Regions from separate parts of the Homo sapiens genome. Here region 2 is linked to region 1. Evidence: chromatin contacts called from ENCODE Hi-C or POLR2A ChIA-PET data. All regions are on one chromosome and are shown on one strand. Each heading gives the region's core, a stretch centred on a gene start or an enhancer-like site at or near the end of the contact. The rest is flanking DNA. Distances are from core to core; before and after follow the strand shown. Region 1 holds the start of LINC01964 (long intergenic non-protein coding RNA 1964). Region 2 holds the start of TCF7L1 (transcription factor 7 like 1).

Region 1 (6,533 bases), core at 1,110-3,609:
ACTCCAGCCTGGGCAACAGAGTGAGACCCAGTTTAAAAAAAAAAAAAAAGAGAGACTGGGAGCGGTGGCTCACGCCTGTAATCCCAGCACTTTGGGAGGCCGAGGCGGGCGGATCACGAGGTCAGGAGATTGAGACCATCCTGGCTAACACGGTGAAAACCCCTTCTTTAGTAAAAATACAAAAAATTAGCTGGGCGTGGTGGCACGCGCCTGTAGTCCCAACTACTCGGGAGGCTGAGGCAGAATTGCTTAAACCCGGGAGGCAGAGGTTGCAGTGAGTTGAGATCTTGCCACTGCACACCAGCCTGGGCAACAGAGAGAGACTCCATCTAAAAAAAAAAAAAGAAAAAGAAAAAAAGAAAGAAAGAAAGAAAATGAAAAGCTAAGCCACAGACTGGGAAAAATTATTTGCACAGTATATATGTGATAAGGACTTGTATCCAGAATATATAAAGAATTCAACCCTGACTGGTCACAGTGGCTCATACCTGTAATCCCAGTACTTCAGGAGTCTGAGGCAGGAGGATCACTTGAGTCCAGGAGTTTGAGACCAGCCTGGGCAACATAGTGAGACCTTGTTCATACAAAAAATGAACAAAATTAGGCCAGGCGCAGTGGCTCATGCCTGTAATCCCAGCACTTTGGGAGGCCAAGGCAGGTGGATAATTTGAGGCATCAAAGTTTTTAGCTGACTTGCTATGCTTCACGGCAGCAATACCAAATGATCCCCCGCAATGCTGTGAGCCCTAGGATTTATTTTCCTTTTTATGGTAGGAGGCCTAACCGGCACTGTACTAGCCAACTCATCATTAGACATTGTGTTATATGACAGATACTATGTTGTAGCCCACTTCCACTACGTCTTATTAATAGGAGCCATATTCACTATTATAGGGGGCTTTAGGAGTTCAAGACCAGCCTGGCAAACATGATGTAACCCTGTCTCTACTAAAAATACACAAAAAATTAGCCAGGCGTGGTGGTGCGCGCCTGTAGTCCCAGCTATTCAGGAGGCTGAGGTATGAGAATCGCTTGAACCTGGGAGAAGGAGGTTGCAGTGAGCTGAGATCGCCCCACTGCACTCCAGCCTGGGCGACAGAGCGAGACAGTGGTGTGTGCCTATAGTCCCATCTACTTGGGAGGCTGAGGTGGAAGGATATCTCCAGGCTGGGATGTCAAGGCTGCAGTGAGCTGAGTTCGTGCCACTGCACTCCAGTCTGGGCAACAGAGCGAGACCTTGTCTCAAGGGAAATAAAAAAAGAAATCAATTCAGTAACAAGGTAAACTGCCAACCCAATTAAAATATGTACAAAATAGACATTTCACCAAAGAGGATATACAAATAACTATAAGCACATGAAAGATGCTCAATATAGTCAATTTGGAAAAGCAAATTTAATCCACATTGAGAACCACTACACACCCATTCAAACTGCTATAATGAAAAGAACTGTTGAGATTAGGCCAACTACCAAGAATCTCTATTTCATATACATTTGGGAACTGAGGAAATGCCCACTGCTCAATGGACATATTCTGAGCTGGAGTTTAGCCAGAACTCCATTTATACCTAGTCGCTATATGCTCTTATTCCGTTTTTTTGTTTTTTGTTTTTTGTTTTTAGAGACAGCTTCTTGCTCTGTGGCCCAGGCTGGGCTGGAGTACCCTGACATGATCATAGGTCACTGCAGCCTTGAACTCCTGGGTTTAAGTGGTCCTCCCGCCTCGCCTCCTGAGTAGCTGGAACTGCGGGCGTGCACCACCACACCTGGCTAATTTTAAAATTTTTTGTAGAGATAGGTTCTTCCTATACTGCCCGGGCTGGTCTCCAACTCCTGGCCTCAAGTGATCCTCCCCTCTTAATCTCTCAAAGTGCTGAGATTATAGGTATGCGCCACTGTGCCCAGCCTGTATGTGCCTAATTCTAACAGGGGCCATGATTACACTTGGGATCTAAGGTTATTCATATCTACTATAAGTCTGTGTCTAATTGTCCTCAAGATGTTTAGTATTTTTTTTCCCCAGTGCTCAATTACCCAAGTAAATAGTCTTAGGTCCCTTTGAGGGAAGGCCTGAAGGAGTCATTACATGTTCAATTGCCACGTGTCGCAGGATTCTTCCTGCTGGAGTTGCAGGCGCTGCTTCAATCAGTGGGTTCTGGGTTCAAAAACTGACCCAGTGTAGAAACTGGGCAAAGGAGAGCGACTTTTTATTGGAGCAACTATCCTCAGCTTCATCATCACCCATCCTTGATTTCTTTTGATGGTTCAATTTGAATAGCACTCTGTTGGCTAATGCAAGTATTTCGCCGTTTGTTTATACCAAGTTCTATTAACCATCTCCAGAAGTGTCTTCTGAACTGACCGTTAGCGCCACTCCCACCGTGCTGCTCGCTACGATAATCGCGCCACCACTTGTCCTCCGTAGCTCTGGAGTCCTGGCCTGCCGGTTGCTAACTGGGCCACTTTACAGAGGCAGAAGCAAGCTCAGGGAGGGTAAACAGGAAGGGTAACTAATTTTCCTGGGATTACACAGTCGGTAAATAATGGAGGCAGCATCGACCCCAGGCAGTCTGGCCCCAGACACCACACTTTTACCCAATTCCCACAGCTGCCTGGAAAATAAATAGAAATCAAATAGATGTTAACAAGGACCTTTGGGAGTTGTCCGGCGTTTGGGCAACGGATTGCTTTTCTGTTTCATGTTAGTCCACCGCCCTCACGTGGCCCCGTCCTGAACTTCACCCTTGTTTGGTCCCAAACTGTAAAGACCCTCACGGTGCTGGGAAACACAGCCCTGCTGGCCTCGGACTGCAGGACAGAATCCTTACCCCTCCTGGGCCTCCGTTGTGTTCTTTCCAAAATGGGATAATGGTAGCAGGTTAATGGAAATAATTAAATAAAATAGTCCATCTAAATTCCTGGATCGAACGAAGGGTCCAATAAACATTAGCTGTGCTGTTGTAGTGCTCAGTGCCTCTCTCTCAAAAGCGGGTGGCAACAGACACCCTCACACCTTCGCTGTAATGAGAGCTCTGCAAAGCCAACTGCAAATATTAGGAATCAGTGTCCTCACGAGGCCAACCCCTTTCCAAGGCTGCTTGGAAAATGCTTTGCTAGACTAGCTTGGATCTTGCTGGCTTGACTCAGATCACAGTTGAGCAAATGTGCAGAAGAGGAAGAGATGAGGGAAGGCCTGGCTCAGTGTGCTCAGAGCTTCGATTTTGAGACTGTTCGGGAGGAAAAGTTCCTCACCAGACAGTGCTCTGCTACTCTTAAAGCTAGAAGGACAGAAAGATTTCTCCACAGTTGGGGTCATGGAAATGTGTATTTTCTCCAAACCTTTTTTTCACTGAACCAGTTGTTGGAGCCTTCCATTTGAGACCTTGTGATGCCTTCATGGACATTATTTCTGCTCATCCACACAGCCAGCAGGGACTTGTGCAGCAGGAGGGGCAGGCTCAGAGTTAAGCAGCTGCTCCAACGTCACACGGCTAGCCTGGGCCTGATCTGGAGCTTGTCCCAGATCTGGAGCTTCCCAGGTTTGGACCTGGGTCACTAGAGCAGAGCCTCCTTGCCTCTTCGTGGATATGGAGCCAATTCACTGTGGCCGATCACCAGCCTCACAGACTAAGGGGGCAGCCCTGCCCCTGCCTACGCCCCTACCACTGCTGAAGCCATCTCCTTGCCGACAAACACAAGCAGAAACTTCTCAGGATCTGCTGCCTCTTGTTCCAAGGATTAGGCGAGCTTCTGTCTTGAGGACAGAAGAGGCAGCTGGAAGATCAGGGTTGTGGTTGAAGAAGGCCTAGGTAAGGTGCCATGACTCAAATGTCCCTAATGGGTGAGGGCTTTCAACTTTTGGAAACTGCAGGGGCAATTTTGGAGACAATGTTTAACTATAGTGTAAAGACTGCCAGTTTAATTTCTAATCCTGAAGAAATGTATATGTGGTCACAGGCTAATATTTCTAAAAGTCATCGAGTGACTTTACGTGTCCTAGCCCCATATTTCCCCAAAGATGACTGTCTAAATGCCCCTAAGAGAGGCTTTGGAGTTCCTTGACTTCTCTGAATTGTTGTAGTAAAGATAAGGCAGAAATTTTGAAGAGATCAGAAAGAAAAACTTTAGAACAAATCTCGTCTTTTCTAGAACTGTCTTCATTTTAATTTACTGTCATATCAGATAACCTGCCAGATGGCTTTTACTGTGTCTGAATTGAGTCAGACCAGCTGGGATGGGATCCTGCCTCCAGCAGTGGTGGGCCCCAGGAACATTTATTTCATCTCAGCATCAAGCATTCCCAAAGCAGCAGGGGCTAACGGGGCCGTAGAGATTACCCCTGCAGCTGTGGGGCTGGCCAGCCACACTTCCATAGATTTGTCTGTAGGGAGACATTGAGCCACATGGATTTGGACAGGTTGTTACATACGCAGACAGCAAAAGCTAAATCAGCATGACATGTCGCTCCTTGTGTCCCTCGTCCCACAGGAGGACACAAGGCTGGAAGGTTGGGACACCAGATGGCATGGACAGTGGGTTGCCCTGCTGTGCAGCAGCCAGCTCTCAACTGCAACCGAGCACTCTACAGACTTAGCAGGCACCTGCAGACGTAACTTGTGGGAGTGGGGAGAGAGGAGGAAAGCGCTGCGCTCAACAGAAACTAGGAAGATCGATGAGAAATGGCCTTGCAGCAGTTCCAAAAGGGTGGGGAGGCAGGTGAGACCACTCACGGCAGCGATGCACAGGGCCACTTAACGCCCCTTGCTCCATGAGGAGTTGCAGGGTGTTCCACCAAGACGCAGGTCAGGTTGCCGTCGAGCCCGGTGGAGATGTGCAGGGTTGCTGGGCACCTGGCAGAGCTGGTCCCTGACACGCACTTTTATCATCAGTAAAATGGGGATGTTAAGAATACCTACCGCAGGTATGTTTGACTTTTTTTTTTTTTTTGAGATAAACTTTACATAAAATTCACCATTTTAACCATTTCGAAGTGTACAAATTAGTGGCTTTTCATATCTTCACAGAGTTATGCAACCGTCGCCATTATCTAATTCGAGAACCTCTTCAACACTCCAGAAAGAAACCCAGTGCACACGAGCTGCCACTCCCCACTCTCTCCTTGCCCAACCCCTGGCAACCACTAATCCACTTTCTGTGTCCATGGATTTGCCTGTTCTGGGAATTTCATTTAAATGGAATCATATACTCTGTGGCGTTTTGCGACTGACTTTTTTCACTTACCATGTTTGCAAAGTTCATCCAAGTTGCAGCATGCGTCAGTACATCATTCTTTTTTATGGCCGCATAATAGTCCATTGTGTAGATCATGTTTGTTTAACCTTTCATCAGTGAATGGACATTTGGGTTGTTTCCTCTTTTCAGTTATTATGAATGATGCTGTTCTGAGCATGAATGTAGGAGGTTTTGTGTGAACATATGTTTTCAATTCTCTTGGATATACCTGGGAGTGGAATTGCTGGGTCACATGGTAATTCTATGTTTAATGTTTTGAGGAACTGCCAAATTGTTTTCCACAGGGACTGAGTATTTTATATTGGTATGCACTTTTGAAATAATAAAAAACACTCTTAACAGAGTCTGGCCCACACCATTCATTCTTTTATCCCATAAATATTTATGGAGCACTTACCGTGTGCCATGCCTTATAGACATGGAGATACAAGGGTGACTAATGGACAGCCCTGCCCTCAGGAAGCTGGCATCTATGTGTGTGTGTATGTAGGGGTGTGTGTGTGTGTGTGTGTGTGCACATAATGTGTATATGGGGTAGGGAGGATGTCAGATGGTGATAAGAGTTATGGAGAAACAGTCCAGGTGCAGTGTCTTACGCCTGTAATCCCAGCACTTTGAGAAGCTGAGGTGGGTGGATCACCTGAGGTCAGGAGTTCGAGACCAGCCTGGCCAACATGGTGAAACCCTGTCTCTACTAAAAATACAAAAATTAGTTGGGTGTGGTGGTGGGTGCCTGTAATTCCAGCTACTTGGGAGGCTGAGGCAGGAGAATAGCTGGAACCCTGGAGGTGGGGCTGGGGTGTACCGGGTGGGCCTGGGATCCCTGTTTTCATTTGGGTAGTCAGAGAAGGCCTCACCGACAAAGAGAAGGAGGCAAGGAAATATGGATCTTCCAAGAAAAGGGGACTGCAAAGGCAAAAGTCCCAGAGCTGTGGCATGCCCGAGGGACAGCAAGGTGGTCAGTGAGGCTTGGGGGAGGGAATAGAGTAGCAGGGGATGAACCCCAAAAAGGAATAAGAGCCACAGCCTGTGGGAGCCAGGGGCTGTGGTGAGGACTCCGCCTTTCCTCTGAGAGGGAGGAGCGGCAGAGGGATTGGAGGTGTAGGTTCTGACAAGATTACCCAGGTGCTGTGCTGGGACATGGAAGTGCGGGGGCAGGCATGCCACTTGGAAGCTATAGCGATGACCCTGTGGGGATATGATGGAGGCCTGGGCCAGCGGCAGCAGTGAAGATGGTGGGAAGGGGGCAGTTTCTGGAAAAGTGTGGAAATAGAGACA
Region 2 (6,533 bases), core at 3,011-5,510, 66 kb before region 1:
CAAAGTGCTGGGATTACAGGCCTAAGCCACCGCACCCAGCCAACTTACATTTTCCTAACAAAATTCTAGGCAACAGCCCCAAAGTAGTTTAGTAAACCGTGAAGCCTTTTCAGAAATGAATGTATAATTTTGAGGTGATTATTTGAAAAATGGTTTGTGGCAGTTATTCCTCTCTTCACAGGGTCCCAGGGCCTCCAGACAAGAAGCAATTGCAGCTCACAGAGACTTGGCCCACATCCCATGCTGAGGGGACCTCTTCTCTAAAGAGCCTCAGGAAAAAGCCACTTCCCAGCATCCCAGCCAAACCAGAGTGGAGGGCAAGGGTGATGGCTCATGGGGAGAGATGGCCAGACTGTAGGATGGGCCAGCCCCCAGTGGTCTCAGCAGGAATTATGCCAGTGGGTGAGGCTGCTGAAGCCTCCTGCCTGCTATTCCTAGGGTTCATTAACACCCTGAAAACAATCCAGACAATTCCCACTTCTGCATCTGGCTTGGTATTTCCAGAGGAAGTGTTAGAGCAGCAGATAACTGGGGTCACCTAATTTTATACTACCTCTAGGCCTTAGAGCAGCAAAGCCTAAAGTGGTGCAGTTTAGAGGCCAAACAATAAAAAAGACCTAAGATGTCAGAGAGATCGGATCATATATCCCAGGCACTTTCCTCCCTCCTCCCTCCCCACTCGTATCTATCCACATTCATTTTACCAGGCTGGGAAACCAACAGAGGGCCACTTTGTCTGTACCTACCATTTGCCTACAGTGACAATTATCTTAATTATATTAATAGAATCGTTCAGCAGAAAACCATCATCTCCACCCTATAGTCCAGACAACCAAGTGCTTAAGTGTTTCCTCACTTGCTTTACTTACTGGCAGCAAACGAACAGGGTCAAATTAGGTTTAACTGTGCTGACCTAAGGGCAGGACACTTCCCCAGTATATCCGTGAACTAACACAGCGAAAGGCACACAGAGACACAGAAACACTGGGAACTGAACTAACTTCTGTAAGGGCAAGTCACCAGGGAGACAAGATGTAGGTATGGGGGTGGGATGGGACATACTAAGTCCCCAAGAAAGTACATGTCCTAGGAGGCTTGAAAGGAGGCTGGTGCCTGGGCCAGGGCAGGGAACAACTGCAGAGATGAACAAGGACAGTCAGAGAGGCATGCAGAGACGAAAGGTTGGCTGCCTCAAGGAGGGGCTCCAAAATCCCACACGGGCCTGGATTTAGTAATCAGGAATCTCCAGGATCAGCAAGAATCAGCCTTTGGAAGTTCTTAGGCGAAAGAACACATAATGTGATAGAAGGAAGGAAGGAGGGGACACTAACAAAAATCTGTCTCACTTGGACTGTCAGAGAGAGCAGACAGCAGAGCCTGGATGAATCAAAATGCCCTAAAGAGAAATGGGTGCATGGAGAAATAGCCTTGAGGGAGCCATAGTCATATTTGATGGTGAAATAGTCATTTCTGGTGACTTTAACTGCATCAGGACTTGGCTGAGGGCTGATGCACAGATGCTAGTGCCTCCCAGACCCCTCTCTCTAGATATCCTAATAGTAAATGGAAACCTGAGACTTTAGCGGCATTAACTCTCCCCCATACGCAAAGTTACACGAATCCCAACAAAACTTGCAGAACTAAGCTACATGTGTGGGCACTGGTGGGAATCACTGAAAACCTAAATAAGACCGCAGCAGCTCGTTGATCCCCCCCCCCCTTTGATTGGCACGCACCTCTTTTCTTTTAATGAGAAAAAGCAACAGCCATAGACCCACATCCAGTTTTCACTGCAAAACTGACACTTACATTCAGGACTTCCTGGGGTGCTCCAGGCCAGCAGGGCCAAAGCTGCAAGACCTCCCTCCCTCTCGGGGCAAAACTGTGAGGTCTGTGTAGTCCCACTCCCCATTCCCCTCTCTCTCAGTCAGAGTCTCTTCCACCGCCCCCCGTCAATCCCCCTCCAACCCATCTGGTGATGGTAGCGCCCCCGCTGAACCAAATGTGGAGGACTTGGCTCTCCACCGACCGCTGTACAATGACAGCAGGAATGGCCATTCAGCACCTAGCCTTTCTCTAGCACCCTTTAATTATCGTCGTTATTTTAGGGCAGTCTTAGCATAAAGTGTGTTGCTGGGACCCTGCTCCTAAGAGGCTAACACTCCCTGCCCCCTTACCCACCGTCGACAGCGAAGTGGCAGGCAATGGGAATCTGGGCGGGAAGCAAAGAACTACTACGATTCACATCGCGCCCAAGCAGCAGCACGCGGGAACCTGGCACACAGTAGGTAGGCGTTCACCCAACATCTGTCATCGGACCCAGCACCTGGGCAGGGAGCCTAGGGGTGGAGTGGCGGCTTGGGGGACACAAAGGCCTCGCCAGCCCCCAGCTGCGCCCCTCGCAACGCGGGGGGCGGGAGTTTAGAGCCAGAGAGAGGGGGCGAAGGAATCCGCCCTCATTTGCACGTCGTCTGGGGCCCGGTCAATTTGCTTAATCACCGCTCTAAATGCCAGCGGGCAGCACACAATACGCGCCCATTAACAGGTTTAAAGTGTCGCAGCGCTCGCTTTAAATGAGAAAAGCAGGCGACAAAAGGGGGAAAAAGCCAAGTTCCTCAACTTGAAGAATGCCTTGGGTCGCCTCGAAATCATCTACGCGAGTTTAAAATTCGGAGCTAGCTCCGCAGAAAAGCTGAGGCCCCGGTGCGAGGGCTGGGGGTGGGAACGGGGGCTGTGAATAACCCGCCACGAAAACTGGGTTTCTTAGGAACCAGCCTGCAGCCGCCCAGTGAACCCGGAGTCGGAGGACAACGTCGCCAACCCAGCTCCCTAGGCCCCTTGCCCCACTGCCAGAGAAAGCTGACCGATTTCCAAGAAGGAAAGCGAGACCCCCCCAAAGCGGGCACAAATCCAAGTTTCCTTCGGTGCAGGCGAAGAATTCTGGAGGCCAAGGAAGATCCCAGAGGTGGACTCCAAAACCTCAACCCGCAAGAGGGGAAAAGTTAAAGTAACTTTACTTTCATCCAGGCACTGGCCAGCGCAGCCTCGCGCTCGGCCGCCAGAGAGTAGTTCAACTCCGCAAACAAGTTCTGCTTGGGATCGGCGCAGAAGGCCCCATCCCCCACTCCATGGCCAAGCCCGGGGGCGCATCCTGCGGGCCGCGGCCTCCCACCCTCCCCGGCGCGCCCGACGGGCACTCACGGTGCGCGCTCCTCCGGGAGACAGGGGTCCGTTGGAGAGGTACGGGCTGCTCAGGTCCGGGATCATCAGGAAGGGGTACCCAGGGTACGGGGGTCCTTTAAAGAACGCGCTGTCCTGAGGCCTTCTCACTGCGAACAAGACCAAGGCGAGGTGAGGCCCAGGCCCCCGGGACTGACAGCGCCGCGGCAGGGGGCTCGAGGCGGGAGCTGGGGACCCCAGCGCCCCCCACGCGCGCCCCACGGGGGCTGCCGCCAATAAAGGCGGAGGGCAAGGGTGCGTCCACCCAAGCAAGGGGGACGGTGGGCCGCCCGGGCTGAGCAGCGGAGCGCAGCGGGAATCGAGAGTGGGGGGCTGTCCCAGCGGGCACATACCTTCGGCGAAATAGTCCCGCGGCTTCTGGAAAGTGTCCCGGACGGGCTGCGGGCGCCTCTCCGCCTGCGGAGGAGACACAAAGGCAAGAGCGGGTGAGCGGACGCAGGGCCGGGATCCCCCGGGGGTGGCCGCGGTGCTTCCTTACCTCCGAGTCCGAGCTGCTGCTCTGGTTCTCCGACTCGTTGACCAGGGACGACTTGACCTCGTCTAGGTCCCGCTGCGCCGAGGCGCTATCGCTGCTCGGCTCCTGCTCCTCGCCCCCCTCGTCCTGGAAGGGGATCAGCTCGTCGTTCGCCCCGAGGTCGTCCCCTCCGCCGGCCGCCCCGGCGCTGGAGCCGCCGCCTCCCCCGCTGCCGCCGCCGCCGCCGCCGCCCCCGCCGCCGAGCTGGGGCATGGTGGGGCCGCGGGCCGGGGCCGCCGCTCTCGGAGCCCCTAGCCGCCCGCGCCCTGCCCGGCCCGGCCCGGCGCCCCTCCCGCCCGCTTGCGGGCCCGCTGCGCTAGCCGCCGCAACAAAGTTTGACAGGGCGTGGCCCCGCGGGAAGCGGGCCCGGCGCTGCCCGGCCGGGGCGCAGGCGGCTCGGCTCGGGCCCCTCCGGCAGCGCCGAGCCTAGGGCTCCCCAACTCGCCACCGCCGCCGCCTGCTCCGCCGGGGCGTCCCAGCCCCTGGCCCGCCGGGGAGGGGCGAGCGGGGAGGGAGGGAGGAGGGACCGCCGGGCTGGGCAGGGGGGCCGGAGGGAGGAGCCCCGGCTGCAAGCTGACACCCGCGCGCCTCGCGGAACCCGGAGAGCTGCGGTGCGCGCGCACACACACACATACACACGCACTCACACTCACACGTTCACACTCGCATCTTCCAGGGGCTGCGTCTCCCTGCAACGTGCACCGCCCCCAACCCCCTCCTGCGCCTCACACTGCACCCTCGGCGGCCCTCCCCACGGCCTCCCTGGAGTCCTGGAAGTCTTGCGCCCACCCCTCCGCATCCCCTAACTTTCTCCCAAAGAACCTCCAGAACTCCGCGCAGGTTCCCACCCCCTCCCACCGTATCGGCGCGCGGGCGGGCGGCACTGCCCCCTGCGGGAAAGCCTCGGACGCACATACTGGCCGCGGGGCCCTCCCCCTGCCTAGAGTCCCTCCGAGTGCGCGAGCTGATGCACGGACTAGGACACTGGGGACATCTATGGAACCCCGGAAAATGCCCGGCGGCTTTCCGCGCCTTTTTCCTGTGGGGTTCCAACGCGACCCCCGGCCCAGGTTTTCAACCTTGTACAGATATACAGATTTCCCTGCTGAAATCTTGAAGATCACCTTTTCTTCATTGTTTGGGACTAGGTCCTAAATCGAAAAATCGCGGTCTTGGGTTCCAAAAGAATTTGGATTTGGTTCATTGAGAGGGAAAATTGCCTGTCCAGTGATCTCCGAAGCCATTCACAAAGCTGCGTGAGTAGCCAGTGAACACGAGAAAAATGCTCAACCAGCCTCATACCTAAGTAATGCCTGTGGTGCGAGCGCCACGGCCCGCGCCTGGAGTTCCATCTACTCCCGAGGCCTAGGCAGGAGGATCGCTGGAGCCCAGGAGTTTGAGACCAGCCTGGGCAACATAGCAAGACCTTGTCTCCAAAAAAAAAATTTTTTTAATAAAGAAATGCCTGTTACAATGACATTAAGATGTCGTTTCTCTCCAACCTGTGCGGGAAAGTTTGAGGAAAATGAATATCTTGTGTTATCCTCCGTGGGGAACTATTAGAGCATAAACTTTGAAAACAGCTTGGAAGGCAGTATGGAACTATGTAAAACTATTTTCAGCCCAACTGGCAGAAGAGTTTCTACAGAGGTGCCCGCACATATGGGCAAAGCCACATATGCTAGGTTCAAAGCATCAGAGAGCTTGGTGACATGCATTCTTCATCTTTCTTTACAGTGACAGTCCATGCAGCTGGCCAGTTCTATGCAGTGTCCCCGCCCCTCCCCCCACCCATACACACACACACACACACACACACACACACACACACACACACACACACAGGCACATGGACCAAGATTGATTTTGGAGGAACATCTTTAAATGAAACACTATATATGACACTCACTATTTTATTTTTGTTTTTAAAAAAATTATACACATTTATTTCTGCGTAGAAAAAAATCTGAGAAGATGCAAATTATTATCAATGACTATTTCTGGGAAAGGATAAGTGAAAGGAGATAGTTTTCTGGTTTCTATGAACTTTATAACAAGCAGATATGCCTTTTCTAATTTTTTACACAATACATGAGTACAGTCTCATAAAGCGTTTTCAAATAACAGATGTATCTTGAGCAGTATCGAGTAACAAGTAAAAGTTCCTCTTTCCCCCTCAGGACACAGGACCCTTCTAATTAACCACTTTCAGTTAACTGCCTCTGGTTAACCACTGTCACTAGTTTGGTATATATCCTTCCAGACACTTTCCTAGGCAGTTATGAACATATGTAAACGTATTTACAGATATTCTGATGTACATACATAGAATCATACTCTTTGTATTATTGTGTGTTATTTTATTTTTATAAGATTTAAAAGTCAGACGATTTTTCATGTTTATGGTCCATAAATATATGAAAAACCTATTGTACTAGTTTTCTGCTGCTACTGTCACAAATCACGAAAACTTGGTGGCTTAAAACAACAGAAGTTTATCCTCTCATAGTTGTGGAAGACAGAAGTCCACTGTCAGTTTCACTGAGTAGAAATGGAGGTGTTGACGGGGCCATGCTCCCTCTGGAGGCTCCGAAAAGAATCTACCCTTGTCTCTTGCAGCTTCTGGGGGCTTGTGACCACATCACTCCCACCCTTGCGTCTGTAATCACATTGCCTTCTCCTTTTTTTGTCTGTGACAAATTTTCCTCTGCCCCCTTCTTGTAAGAAACCATACTTGTGGCCGGGCACAGTGGCTCACGCCTGTAATCCCAGCTCTTTG

What was found. Hi-C counts contacts between places; a loop is a spot of excess contacts on that map. ChIA-PET counts read pairs that join two places held with the same protein, here RNA polymerase II (POLR2A). Pooled maps may share reads with other maps.
Region 2: a map of mammary epithelial cell shows a loop between it and region 1 (6-fold over the local background). The contact joins the promoter of TCF7L1 here to the promoter of LINC01964 in region 1. A Hi-C loop is called at or near these places in 35 of 168 maps with a recorded cell type or tissue (A673, Caco-2, HCT116 and 21 more), 3 of 37 single-sample maps with no recorded cell type and 34 of 50 pooled maps. POLR2A ChIA-PET finds 5 or more read pairs at or near these places in 6 of 52 experiments (A673, Caco-2, H1 and 3 more).

The regions. Positions count from the first base shown.
Region 1 is chr2:85,063,173-85,069,705 of GRCh38, reverse strand. LINC01964 (long intergenic non-protein coding RNA 1964) reads left to right here and starts at 2,359. Exons shown (of 2, transcript NR_146453.1): 1 at 2,359-4,923; 2 at 5,027-5,596.
Region 2 is chr2:85,131,119-85,137,651 of GRCh38, reverse strand. TCF7L1 (transcription factor 7 like 1) reads right to left here and starts at 4,260. Exons shown (of 12, transcript NM_031283.3): 1 at 3,719-4,260; 2 at 3,573-3,636; 3 at 3,202-3,329. The coding sequence starts at 3,967. RefSeq lists enhancers at 1,927-2,500, 2,501-3,075, 3,651-4,225 and a silencer at 4,591-4,660.